2 separate regions of the Homo sapiens genome follow, and region 1 is linked to region 2. A link is a contact called in ENCODE Hi-C or POLR2A ChIA-PET data. All regions are on one chromosome and are shown on one strand. Each heading gives the region's core, a stretch centred on a gene start or an enhancer-like site at or near the end of the contact. The rest is flanking DNA. Distances are from core to core; before and after follow the strand shown. Region 1 holds the start of DNAJC9-AS1 (DNAJC9 and MRPS16 antisense RNA 1). Region 2 holds the start of SAR1A (secretion associated Ras related GTPase 1A).

Evidence for each region. Hi-C counts contacts between places; a loop is a spot of excess contacts on that map. ChIA-PET counts read pairs that join two places held with the same protein, here RNA polymerase II (POLR2A). Pooled maps may share reads with other maps.
Region 1: a loop to region 2 is called in a map of CD4-positive, alpha-beta memory T cell, with 20 times the contacts of the local background. The contact joins the promoter of DNAJC9-AS1 here to the promoter of SAR1A in region 2. A Hi-C loop is called at or near these places in 1 of 168 maps with a recorded cell type or tissue (CD4-positive, alpha-beta memory T cell) and 5 of 50 pooled maps. POLR2A ChIA-PET finds 5 or more read pairs at or near these places in 2 of 52 experiments (Caco-2 and activated B cell).

The regions. Positions count from the first base shown.
Region 1 is chr10:73,241,748-73,248,946 of GRCh38, reverse strand. DNAJC9-AS1 (DNAJC9 and MRPS16 antisense RNA 1) reads right to left here and starts at 1,580. Exons shown (of 4, transcript NR_038373.1): 1 at 1,564-1,580; 2 at 497-654. DNAJC9 (DnaJ heat shock protein family (Hsp40) member C9) reads left to right here and starts at 1,692. Exons shown (of 5, transcript NM_015190.5): 1 at 1,692-1,937; 2 at 2,119-2,259; 3 at 2,771-3,025; 4 at 5,018-5,104; 5 at 5,428-6,993. The coding sequence starts at 1,758. The coding sequence ends at 5,547. It overlaps FAM149B1 (family with sequence similarity 149 member B1), which reads right to left. Exons shown (of 14, transcript NM_173348.2): 14 at 4,443-7,199. It overlaps MRPS16 (mitochondrial ribosomal protein S16), which reads left to right. Exons shown (of 3, transcript NM_016065.4): 3 at 1-98. RefSeq lists enhancers at 1,446-1,785, 1,051-2,250 and a silencer at 1,986-2,135.
Region 2 is chr10:70,167,499-70,174,067 of GRCh38, reverse strand. SAR1A (secretion associated Ras related GTPase 1A) reads left to right here and starts at 3,554. Exons shown (of 7, transcript NM_020150.5): 1 at 3,554-3,655. RefSeq lists enhancers at 3,060-3,139, 3,273-3,929, 3,930-4,588 and a silencer at 3,270-3,629.

The sequences.
Region 1 (7,199 bases), core at 331-2,830, 3.1 Mb before region 2:
GAAAAAGAAAACATTACATAATTTGGCTAGAGCATAATAATTTGATTTTCTGGTTTTTGAAAATTTGAGTTGCAATAAAAGGATATTTCAGTGTGCGATTTCAATTTTCCGTAGCAAATGTATATATAGAAAAATGTTAAAATAGATGTATTTGAATACCTTAAAAAATACAAGAAACTGGAAGAAAGATAATATTGCAAAGCATCTACATATATCCTAGGCCTTTTGTGTACAAGGTTATTTGTGACAATTGTAAGGTATTATGAAGGCAGGTAGGATTATCTCCGTTTTACAGATAGGGAAGCTGAGGCCTAGAGGTGGAAACTTGCCCAGTGATGTAAGATTCATCTCCCGGTTATGCCCTCCTGGAAAGCCCTTCCCAACATATTATGTTGTCCATAGAGGGAAAAATGAGCAAAGACAGATGGCTTAACTCTGGTGTGTGACTAAGATATAGGAAATTTATAGAGGAGGTTCTATCAATGTGCCGACTTACTTTGTGTTTTATGTTCTGAGAACGATTACCAGCCATCTCAAATTCTGTGGTTGTCAAAGCTCCCCTGGGGTTGTTGCTGGTTGGCCCCCACTTGCTTTGAGACTTTGATGCCAGGGCAGGTTGAGAGGAACTGACTTCAGCTGAGTTTGATCTTGGATCTGGGAAAGAGAAATGCTTTGAAAATCACGGCAACTCTGGGAAGTTTAAAAGATATTAATGTATCCTGGAGAGTTTGAGGCTTTGCAGAAACTTATTGGCAGAGCAGAATGATTCTGAAAAATGCTACATCAGTGAGGGGATATTTGATAAGGTATTTTCTGCCAACTCGGGTATTCACTTAGCATTGTTTATCCTTTAAGATATGTATACACATACTTCCTCTGTGAGTTTACCCTACTAACAAAGTTTTATCCCCAGCCTCAACCTTGCTTTGGGTCTCCAGGCCCAAGTTTCTCACCATCTCTTGGATGATTGCTCCAGCCCACTCTGCTGCCACCTGGGATCCAACATGTTCAAACCCAGCTGTGAACTTCACAGAGTATTAAAAGAAAGAGCCTTTGCTTCAGCAGTTTATGTTATTAAGACGGAGGCTTGGGTCATGTTATCTCTCTCCACCAATGTGTAAGGTGAAAGTCCTATTAGGTAAGAGTTTTTGGAAGACCCGTGTTTTGTGCTTTTTGGGTTTCAGTATAGGGTTTTTTCCTACAGGGCTAGAGGGAAAGTACCCCAGCATTTCCAACCAGTGGGGTGCAAAATTATTTGGGTCTACAGCTTTACCTATTCCTTTCAAGAACATTTTTGAAAAAACACATCTGTTAAGTTGAACCATGTGTAACTGCTGAATGCTGATGTTTGGCCGTTTTCTACTTAAAAAAATAGGCCAGCAGTTTGTAAATTCAAGCTAATATATGAACTTTTTGAAAAAGTTGTTCTTGGACACTAAAAGGTAAGACGGACGCCAGATTTCCAGAGCAAGGGGAGGAGAGACCCGAGCAACATCACTTCCCTGAAGACCTAGCTCCTGCGCGCGGCCGGGGACTGTGACTCCACATGCCGGCGTTACTTACCCGGGCCCGCGCCTGACTCGCCACACCTCATTTTGCGGCCGCCGTAAAGCGCGGATGCGCGGCGTGGCCACGCCCCTTCAGTGCTTGTGACGCAGGCGCCCTGGGCTTTTTGGGCGCGAAAAAGAAGCAGTCCTGGGTTGTACCCGGCGCAGCTGGGAGCGGCTGCTTCCTCCGGGGTCGTATCTCCGCCCGGCATGGGGCTGCTGGACCTTTGCGAGGAAGTGTTCGGCACCGCCGACCTTTACCGGGTGCTGGGCGTGCGACGCGAGGCCTCCGACGGCGAGGTCCGACGAGGCTACCACAAGGTGTCCCTGCAGGTACACCCGGACCGGGTGGGTGAGGGCGACAAGGAGGACGCCACCCGCCGCTTCCAGGTATGCAGGGTCCCGCCCCGAAGCCGACCGGCTGCGCGGGCCTCCCCCTAGCCTTTTGGCTACCGGGCCCCGCCCCGGGGGAGCGCGCTGAGCTCCGCTTGGCGCCTTCTGATCTTTATTTCTCGCGCCGCCGTTTCGGTGGGAGGAGCAGGGGTGATTTACGGATACTCTTTGCCCTCAGATCCTGGGAAAAGTCTATTCCGTTCTCAGTGACAGAGAACAGAGAGCAGTGTACGATGAGCAGGGAACAGTGGACGAGGACTCTCCTGTGCTCACCCAAGACCGAGACTGGGAGGCGTATTGGCGGCTACTCTTTAAAAAGGTAAAGGACTCTGGAGGTTTCTTTGTGACTGTTACCATCATTCAATCAACAAACCTTTATTGACTGCCTCTAAGATCTTGTATTTTGTGTTAATTTTGTAGGAATTAGGAATTTTGAGTTTGGCCTTGAAATACAGATACACGCACGCTTACTGAAACGGGCTTTAAATTTCCTGTTAATGTGATTGTTGCACTGAAAAGGGCCGATTTATTTTTTTTGCCGGATGCGCTTTATTTTACATATCCAAATGTAAGTCCTGATTCCGGATCACCTCTCACTCTTGGAAATTTCACTTAAATTTCCCTTCCCTGGTCCCTAGTTAGCAGTTAATGAAGATTGGATTTAAAAAGGAGGACTCCGGAGAAGCTTAGGCATAGAAAATCTGGTTCAATAATTTCAACTCAAGCAACTGTTGTATTGCAGCAATTCAACACCCAACTCTAGTTTTACTAACGTACGTTTTATTTAAAGTAAAATTCCCAAAGTTAAAGCAAATCTCCTTTATCATCAGATATCTTTAGAGGACATTCAAGCTTTTGAAAAGACATACAAAGGTTCGGAAGAAGAGCTGGCTGATATTAAGCAGGCCTATCTGGACTTCAAGGGTGACATGGATCAGATCATGGAGTCTGTGCTTTGCGTGCAGTACACAGAGGAACCCAGGATAAGGAATATCATTCAGCAAGCTATTGACGCCGGAGAGGTCCCATCCTATAATGCCTTTGTCAAAGAATCGAAACAAAAGATGAATGCAAGGAAAAGGAGGGTAAGATTTTGAATACTGTGGATTTATATTTTGACTGCTTCCAAAAAGGATTTGAGAGTATTTACAGCAGTAGAAGTAAACATAAAACTCCAGAAATAAGGACTAGGGTTAACTTGGTCTATAGTTTCGATCTAATAAAATGGGCATACCAGTTCATCAAGAGAAACTTTTTCTAGCATGTTGTGCTCAAGATGATTTTTATTGCATAGATTGTTTAAATATTACCATAGTAAAGTAGCACTGAAATATTTTTTCATGTAGGCCAATTCTTGTAGCATTCCTGAGGCATTCCTCAGGAGATAAAGTTAGTGGAACCCGGGTACACAGGATGGGCAGTGATCCTTACTCGGTTGAGGGGGTAAGAAGAGAATGGCAGACACCGTCTTGTTAAAAGTGCAGATGTTTGGGCCTTTGCCCCGAATTTGATTCTTGAGTTGGATACAGAATTTTTCTTTTCTTTTTTTTTTTTTTAAAGAAAAACTTTAGCTTAGCGGTCCCCAGCCTTTTTGATACCAGGTACCTGTTTTGTGGAAGACAGTTTTTCCAGTGACAGTGGGGGTGAGGAGAGTTGGGGGGGTGGTTCAGGATGAAACCTTAGATCATCGGGCGTTAGATTCTCTTAAGGAGCACACAACTTTTAGGACCACTGCTGCCTTCCTGAGTGCCCTCAGGAACTTTTCTGCAGCTTTTACATAAGAGACGCTGGCAGAGAGAAAGCTGACCTTTTTGTTTCCGGTGAAAATTTGAAGGGCCTGTTTTGCCTAGATAAGAGGCTGCACCCTTTCTGGTGAGCTTGAGGGGAACGGTGGAGTGTATATCAAGACCATTTTGGTTCATAGGCTACATCTGCTAAGACTCAAGCTGACAATTATCTTAAGTCGTTCATCATTTCCTGAGATGAAACTGAGCACAGCTGCATTCACAGTAGACTGTTAGCTTGAGAAACTTCCCTAGAATTTGAGGAGAAAATGGCATAGTTTTGATAGACTGTTCAACAAACCTTAGGGGGATGCTGAATTTAAAGAGAGAATTTGAATACAAGGAAACGGTGTCTTATTGGGATAGGGGGTCCTAATGTATCATCATCCTCAGTATTAATAGCATTAATTGCTACTTAGAAAATTCACAAGGGGTGTTGGGGCCTCTTATAGTTGTTGCCCTAAGGTGTTCTTGTGATATTTTGTAAACAATGCTCTAGGAACACTTGGCAAAGGAAGGCTGCTTTGAAATTAGGTAAATAGATGTTAAAACTGAGTTTATTGATGTTGGTTCTTCTGACTACTGGGGAGAAGTCATTTTAAACTGGGGTTGTTCACAAGGCACCACCAGTCCCATGGAGTAAATTGGGTTTCCAGGAGAGAAATTGGAAATACCTGTATCCTGGCAATTGCATCATTTGCCTTTTTTTTTTTTTTTTCTCTTTTTTCTAAGAGATGGCATCTCCATCACCCAGGCTGGAGTGCAGAGGCATGATCACAGCTTATTGCAGCCTGAACTCTCAGACTGAAGCCATCTTCCCACCTCAGCCTCCCTAGTAGCTGGGACTACAAGCACATGCCACCACACCAGGCTCATTTCTTTTCTTTTTTATAGAACTGAGGTCTCACTATGTTACCCAGGCAGGTCTTGAACTCCTGAGTTCAAGTGATCCTCCCACCTTGGCCTCCCAAGGTATGGGGATTACAGTTGTGAGCCACCATACCCGGCCTCATGTTCCTTTTTATCATCATGTGATTTATGAGTGCCAGAGTACTTACTACCTCTAGCAAATAGAATTGGGTAAAAAACAAATGGTAATTGGAATCAGAGGATCTACTGCTTGCTGTCAGCATTGTTGCCATTTAATGAATGACATAGTTATGTAATTCGATTCATTTTGTCTATTCATATATTCATAAAATTGAAACAGAATTATAGATTTGCTTTTGGGAAAGAGTATGTATTTTAAGCATTTCCTGGTGGCCCTGAGTCTCATGTGAGTTCCTGTTTCAGGCTCAGGAAGAGGCCAAAGAAGCAGAAATGAGCAGAAAGGAGTTGGGGCTTGATGAAGGCGTGGATAGCCTGAAGGCAGCCATTCAGGTAAACTTGGCAGTTTGTTGCCACATCTTTAATGATCTGATTCCTACTGCTAATATTTTCTTTGGAATGTTGTATTTTGTTTTCTTCTTTTAAGACATAACCGCATACCTTCTATTTGTCCTTTTAAAGTGTACAATTTGGTGGTTTTAAGTGTATTTACAAAGTTTTACAATTATTAACACCAATTGTAGGACATTTTCACCATTCCAAAAAAACTCCATACCCATTAGTAGTTATTCCACTTTTCCAGCCCCTGGCAACCACTAGGTACTTTCTGTCTATGGATAATGTTGTGAAAGCTTGTGTTTTAACTTCTCAAACAGAGCAGACAAAAGGATCGGCAAAAGGAAATGGACAATTTTCTGGCTCAGATGGAAGCAAAGTACTGCAAATCTTCCAAAGGAGGAGGGAAAAAATCTGCTCTCAAGAAAGAAAAGAAATAATGGAATTTTTCTCTTCAAAGGTCCTTAGGTGTAAATTGATGCCATCGTAGGCAAGGTGCAGGCAGGATTTGAAGGCAAAAGTCAATTCAGCTCTTGAGAAAAGGTGTCTTTCCAGCCTGAATTTTTCAGATTGACTAGACCAAGCAGAATCTCTCAACCTGATCTTAGTATTTCCTAGAAAGCACTTGACATTGTGTGAGGTCTCACCTGAAGGAACTTGGTGGTGACATTTGGGAGGGTGGAGGGAGGCAGTGTCCTTCCTGACAGCACTTGCCTCCATGGATCTTCTGTACACAGAACTCTTATCTAGGATGTGGTTCTGTTCATGCTGCTTTCTGCGATGTGCGTGTCTGTTAGAATAGGCTCTCTACCCAGCTAGAACACCTTCCAGACACTTGCTGGACAGCTATCTTCCACATACTTCCCAGTTTACATTTGGTCTTAATGATCTTGAATAGATCCTCTCTTCATTTTACTCAGCCAGGTTTTGTACTGATGTACAGGTGTTAAATTACTTCAAGCATTTTTGTAAGAGGTGTATATAATTCAATAAAAAAGGTAAAACATGATGATTAAGTTCTGGGGGCTTTGTAAATGATCCCACTAAAATGTGACCTAGGAAAAATATGAATGGTGTTTAGGATGAGAGAAAAGGGGAAAACAATAGCCCTGGTCAGCTTTATAATAGAGAGCCTGGTTTCCCTAGCATGAAGAGATGTATGTTGTAGTCCTGCCACTGATTACTGAAGTCCTGCCATTAATTGCTGAATGTCTTCAGTTGGGCCACTGAGCTTGTCTGAATCTGTTCCCTTTTATAAAAGAGTTACTACATCAAAACAAAGAGTGAAATCCAAATTTGTCAAACTGTATGTATTAAACATGTCCAGTTTTTTGGTTAAAAAAAAATTGCACTGGCTTTGAGGGAAAACACACAGGGTGAGGGAATTGGGCTAAATGACTTCTTACAGGCCCCTTTCTGATTCTTTAACTTTGAAAGGCAAGCCATATTGATCCAGTTGTTATAGTGAACTCATGGTAATGGTTTGTGAGAACAATAGAGATTTTCATTTCTATGTAGATGAGTTGGTATGAGAATATATGGAATTTTTAAGGGACTGTTTAAATCTTTGATTTGTAGACTATTAAATATACCGTATGCATAAAGTAAGCCTTTAGCTCTAAGGTAAAGACGACACGTTTTCGGTTTGTGACTACAAATAGGTTAAAAATAGATTTTAATTTTATTAAAAATATAATTTAATGCAGGTTGTTTGAAGCATCTGTCTTCATATGATGGCATTAGAACACCTTGGTATAATAAAAAGTTACCGTAATTTATGATTATTTGAATTTATCCATTCTGAAAATTAATAAGATCTAAAACTGGCATGACAATCAAGATTTGTATTTAGTGAAATTTAAAATAAATGTAAGCCATAGTTAAAACTGTTGCTGCATTCATGAATGCCCTTAGGAAAAGGTCCACAGTAAAATCAGAAAGCTGAACCTCTCCTGCTGTTTATAGGATATGTTTATGCTGAATTAATTGCCAGGGTTTCTTAAACTTTTAGGGAATTATACTTTGGTGGCTCAATAGTAGATTCTACAAATTATTTTTAAATTGATTTCCTTTCCTTAGAGCTGCAGGAGAA
Region 2 (6,569 bases), core at 2,305-4,804:
GTCTACCCTGACAGCCATGTAATGTCCTTCATGTTCTTATCCAAATAGCACCTGGGTGGGGCCTTTCTTGACTTCTGTATTTGATTTAGTTAATTAATTAATTAATTTAGAGACAAGGTCTCGCTCTGTTGCCTAGGCTGGAGTGCAATCATGGCTCACTGTACCCTCAACCTCCTGGGCTCAAGCGACCCTCCTGCCTCGGTCTCCCAGTGTTGGGATTACAGGCATAAGCCACCATGCCCAGTCTGACTTCTCTATCTGAAACAGCCTTCCCACCAATAAACTGGTGAACTTTTGCCAATCTGACAGGTGAAAATGGTATCTCAGTAAGTTTCAAATTTATCTTTTATTTTTTAAAATCTATTTCTATTTCAGTATAGATATAACTATACAGAGATACATAGACAAATAAATGGATTTATATATTTTCTATATCTATTATTCTATAATATCTATATTTATATTTTCTATAGTATCTATATTTCTATTACTATTTTATTATGCTTGAGTCATTTTTGGGCCAGGCGCAGTGGCTCATGCCTGTAATCCCAGCACTTTGGGAGGCCTAGGCGGGCGGATCACTGGAGGTTAGGAGTTTGAGACCAGCCTGGCCAACAAGGTGAGACCTCATCTCTACTAAAAATACAAAGACCATGTCTACTAAAAATACAAAGATTAGCCGGGCTCGGTGGCTCATGCCTGTAATCCCAACTATGCAGGAGGCTGAGGCAGGAGAATCGCTTGAATCCTGGAGGCAGAGGTTGCAGTGAGCCGAGACCGCCACTGTACTCCAGCCTGGGTGACAGAGTGAGACTAGGTCTCAGAAAAAAAAAAAAAAAAGAAAAGTCATTTTTATTTCCTTTCCTATGAATTATCTGTTCTGAACTGTTGCCTATTTTCCTATTGTGTTGTTAGTCTTTTTCATACTTCTTACTTGCCTATGATGTGATTATTTTTCTCAACTTGTCATTTGTCTGAGTTTGCTTATGGTGTCATGATTGTTGTTATGCCATATAAGTTTTTAATTTTTATGTAGTTAAATTTGTCAATCTTTTCTTTTATGGCATCTACATTTTCTTTTCTTTCTTTTTTTTTTTTTTTTTTGAGATGGAGTCTCAGTCTGTTGCCCGGGGTTGGAGTGCAGTGGTGTGATCTCGGCTCACTGCAACCTCTGCCGCAGGGGTTCAAGCGATTCGCCTGCCTCAGCCTCCCAAGTAGCTGGGATTACAGGCGCCTGCCACTACGCCTGGCTAATTTTTTGTATTTGTAGTAGAGATGGGGTTTTACCATGTTGGCCAGGCTGGTCTCGAACTCCTGACCTTGTGATTCGCCAGTCTCAGCCTCCCAAAGCGCTGGGATTACAGGCATGAGTCACCACGCCCGGTCTAGATTTTCAATCATACCCAGAAAGGTCTTCTCATTGCAAAATTATAAGGAATCCATGCTTTCTTCTGTTTTTCTAGTACCTTTATAGTGTCATTTCAAAATACACACATCTTTTCATCACTTGAAACTTGTTTAGAGTAATAAACTTTTGGAGATTCAACCTGTAGGTTTTTTTGACTACCCAATTGTCTCAACCCCTTTTATTATTTATTAATTTATTTAACAACACATAACAGAATCATTTATTGAAAACAGTACTCTGGAAAAACTATGTGCACAACAATGCCTGTTTCACCCATTTTACAGTGGGTACATGGTGGTCTGGGGCATTCGTCAACTTGCTCAAGCCTTTAGGTAAGTAGAGTTTGCGGCTTTTCTGAGAATCTGCCTGCATGTTCCCTCCTTCCCCAGCCTCCCAAGCCATCCTGTGGTTCAGACACCTCCACCTCGTGCAGCCAGGCTCTCAACAAAGCCAGTAATCCAATGTGTTGGCTTGCACTGGGCTTGCATCTGTGTCTCCAGGATGCACAAGGGGTTCCAAGCCCCATGGACACATTGTCCCTGGTTTAGCTAAAGCTGGTGAGAAGCCTCAGAAGTGGCCTGACACCTTTCTGTGACAGGACAGGGTTCAAATTCAACATCTAAGACCCCAGGATGAGCGGAGGGTAGAGGGTGGTGAGCTTGCCCACTCAGCTCCCTGAGTATTGCTGGAGTCCCAGGTGCTACTTTAGTTTTATTTCTGCATGTACTTTAGTCATTTCTGTACTTTGCTCTGTTCCATTGTGTTTTTTGTGTGTGTGTGTTTGTGCATGTGCACGCACACCAGTTTTAATAACTTAGGCTCTATAATATGTTTTAATATCCAACAGGGTTAGTTCCCACCTCCTTGTTCTTCATTTTGAAAGCCTGTTTCTGGACTAGTTTTGTTTGGTTTTCTATACGAATTTTAGGAACAAATAGGGTAATTAAAAAAAAAGAACGAAACCACACACGACCTATTAATCCTATTAGTACTTTTATTGGGATTATGTTAAATTTAAATTTTACTAAAGGAGAATTGAGATCTTCATGAACCCACAGACGTCATTCATCTTTCCATTAGACTGTTTTATTTGTAAAATGAGAGTAATAATAGTACCAATCTCGTGGGACTGTCCTGAGAATTAAATGAGAAAATGCATGCGAAATATACTGGGGTGAACACGTTGCTTTGCCACTTAGCTGTGTGAACTTGGGCATGGTAGGTTATTCTGAACATTGCTCTCTCATTTGTCAATAAGGATAATACTAGCATCTGGAGTCACAGGACTCCAATGACGGTGAAATTAGACAAAGCGTGCAAAGTACCCAGTGCTCTGCCTGGAACATAAGTGCACAATAAATATTAGCTGTTTTTCTGTTTTTCTAAAACATAGGCCACCCCAGGGCAAGGAAGTGCGACTCAAAGCAAAAGCAGCTGGGCGCGGTGGCTCACGCCTCTCATCCCAGCATTTTGGAAGGCCGAGGCCAGCGGATCACTTGAGGTCAGAAGTTCGAGACCAGCCTGGCCAACACGGTGAAACCTGTCTCTGTAAAAATACAAAAAAATTAGCCAGGTGTGGTGACATGCGCCTGTAGTTCCAGCTACTCGGGAGGCCGAGGTATGAGAATCGCTTGAATCCGGGAGGTGGAGGTTGCAGTGAGCCGAGATCGCGCCACTGCACTCCAGCCTGGGCGACAAAGTGAGACTCCGCCTCAAAAAAAAAAAAAAAAAAAAAAAAAGCAAGGAAGAAAAAAAGCAAAAGCTTGGAGGGATCCACCTCAAGTGGAGGGCCCCAAGGTCAACTCATCTTTCCCAGGACCTATGTCACCGTCGGTACCCACTTCTGACTTTCCTGGTGCGTCTGGAATGGGAAGCCGCGATCCCGAGTGTACCAGGCCGCTCAGGGACTCCAGGACCCAGCCCCGGACCCAGGGTTCCGGCGCTGCCACGTCTCGCGCGGTCAGCTAGCCAGACGGGAGCAGGCGGGGCCGAGGCGGGGCCAGACCCCGAGCGCGCTTTGTCACGCCTTATGCCCGCCCCTCCGCGGCCCGAGTCGCTGGTGGGACGGCACCGGGGCAGAGAGGCGTAACGCTGTGAGGGGGCGGGGCCCATTACGCGCCCGGAAGTCCCGGGGAGGGGTGTGACGTACATCCGGCGAGTAGCTGGCGGTCCCGGGTGCTGCTGGTTAGTGTGCTCTGAGGGAGGGTCCGAGCCAGCCGCTGTTTTGCCGGAGGAGCCCCTCAGGCCGTGAGTCTGAGGGTCGCGTCGGGGAGGGGAGTTGGGGCTCGAGGGGCTGGGACGGAAGGCGGGGAGGTCGGAGCGGAGGCTGGCCCTGGCGGGGTTGGGTGGGGGGGAAGTGACACGCAGGCGGTTCTGTGGGGCCGCGGGGCTGATTCTGGGCGGGGACGGGACAACTTGGCCAGATCTGCTCCGTCCCCTGCTGTCCTCTTTGCCTGGGGTCCACTTGCATTCCGCTCGGGGGTCTCGCAGCTGCTGGGCCGGATAACAGTTTCTTGTCTGTACCGTGCGCTCCGGTTTACGAAATGGCTCCATGTCCTCTGTCTCGGAAGAGCCTCACAGCCCTCGGTGAGGCGGGTGGGAGCCCTTTATGATTATCCTTGTTTTGTAGACTCGGAGACTGAGGCTGGCCAAGGCTCCGCAGTTAGCGAGTGTGAGCGCTCGAACCTGGTCTACAGGCCCCTAGTCCAGGGCTTACCCCCAAGTCAGCGCTTGGTTGTCTTCCGATGGCCCGGGTCGAACCCTGTATTTTCTCCTTCTCCCTTCCCCTTTTCCCCTGTCTGGTCTCTGCATGGAAAAATTTCCTTATGTGCATTTGACATGGATTAGCGTTTTCTTCACGATTCTAGCCAGTGGGTCAGGAGCATCTTTGTCTTGTTGATTCCATCGGCTTCGGTTGCGACAGGGGGCTTAGGGAGATTCGCCATGGGGCTGACCTTTGACATTTACCCCGCAGCTAAGCAGAGTTAGCTAAAAGCCAGCCGCCTACTACCCCAAATCTGCCTGGAATGGCGTCTTAAAGTTGCCCTGATTATGTATAACAAGTAATGCGTAAATTTTTAAATTGGCTAATGGTCAGATTGGTGCCCTCCTTTTCTATTAACATTTGTTTGAATCATTTAGCCCTGGAATTCGCAAGTTTTCATTTTAGGTACATTAATAGTGTTTTGTTGATAGTTTAGAGACCTACCTTAAATTTTAGATTACTCTTAACTTCTCGTAAGGTGGTACAATGGACCAAGAATAGAAAATAAATAGAATGCTAGTTATTAAAATACCATTCAAAAGATGTGATGAGTTGTAAGGAAGAGAACTTCGGAAGATCATCCTCTGTGTAGTTGGTGGGTTAAAGAAGTTTTAGTTTTTTTTTTTTTCCCCAGCAATTTTGTGGTTTGGGTTTGAATTTTATGTACTGTTAACAGGAAGAGCTTAGGCTTTGGTGTTAGAGATGAGGGTTTAAGCCCTGGCACTATTACTTTTTCAACTGAGCCGTCTTAAAGGACTCAGCAAAACTAGGAGTATCCTCATCTTTATCTTGTTAAATGAGGCCAGTGATCCTTGCCTGGTAGGGTTGGTGTGGGGATGAAATGAGATGTACAAGTACTGTGCAGATTGTAAAACTACTGATGAGTTGGTACAAATCCTAAGATCTTAAGGAGAGAGGAGCCACCAAGGCCATTTTCAGCTGCTGAGGAGGCTGAGGTGGGAGGATCTCTTGAGCCTGGGAGGTTGAGGCTGCAGTGAGCCATGATGGCAACACTGCACTTCAGCCTTGGAGACAGAGTCTTGGTCTGTCTTAAGAAAAGGGGGGCGGGGGCATTTTCTTAACTTTGGGTAGCAGTGCAACCCGACTCTTTGGATCTAGTAAGGGTTTTTATTATTTTTAGCTCACCTGAAGAGTTTCTTCAGTCAGCCTCCACTCTCATCACTCCTTTACAACCCAACACTTCTATATACATTTGTACTACACTGGTTTTCAGTCAATACTTTACAGACTTGTAAAAAATGTTTACATCACTTTAGAAATTTTTCTTTCTTTCTTTTTTTTGAGATGGAGTTTTTGCTCTTGTTGTCCAGACTGGAGTGCAATGTCATGACCTCGGCTCACTACAACCTCTGCCTCCCGGGTTCAAGTGATTCTCCTGCCTCAACCTCCCGAGTAGCTGGGATAACAGGCGCCCACCATGCCTAGCTAATTTTTGTATTTTAAGTAGAGATGGGGTTTCACCATGTTGGCCAGGCTGATCTCGAACTCCTGACCTCAGGTCATCCACTTGCCTCGGCCTCCCAAAGTGCTGGGATTACAGGCATGAGCCAAGTATTTTCAACTAGATGAATTCTGCAAAGGTGAAAAGGAGAAAATGCCACACTTTAAATAGTTTTTCATGGCAATTGAACTACTTTAATTTTCCATTTTATTTTCCTTTGACACTCCTGCTTTTAAGCCATCTCCTCCCTTGGAGCATACAAATCAGCAGCAGCCGGGATTTAGCTACTTGGATGCTTTAATTCTTCCCTCCAAAATGATCTGAGTGGGAATGACCTTAATGAGGGGTGTGCTCTAAAGGTGAGCTGTGCTTCTCCAGGCAGTAGATTGAGAAAAGTATAGGAGGATGTTTGGTTTGAGGGAGTTGCAGAGGAAGGGCACATTGTTCTTTTACTTATTTACAGTAAATGGGAATTTCAGCACAGGAGCTTTATTAAGTATATTTAAGTTGTTGGACTCCTTAAAGTGCGGACTCAATTTCCAGAGAAAACTATTAGTTAATGTGATAAATGCAGTCTTTCTGCTGAAATATATTTGTTATTGAAAAGGCAAAAAAGAAATCACCTCATTTAGTATTTTTTCGTAAGAGCCTAGTATGTATCCACCCAAACTGCCAAACTTTATTTGGCTGTCTTTGGTAAGGGCCGTGAAAAATAAATATTAATTAGGCCCTAAAATTTACAGATTAGGCCATGGGCCTGATAAAAACCCAGTAATTGGATGAAAAACATACCAGCTCTACTTTTCAATTTACTCTTTTTTTTTTTTTTTTGAGATGGAGTCCTGCTCTGTCACCCAGGCTGAAGTGCAGTGGAGCGATCTCCGCTCACTGCAACCTCTGCCTTCTAGGTTCAAGCGTTTCTCCTGCCTCAGCCT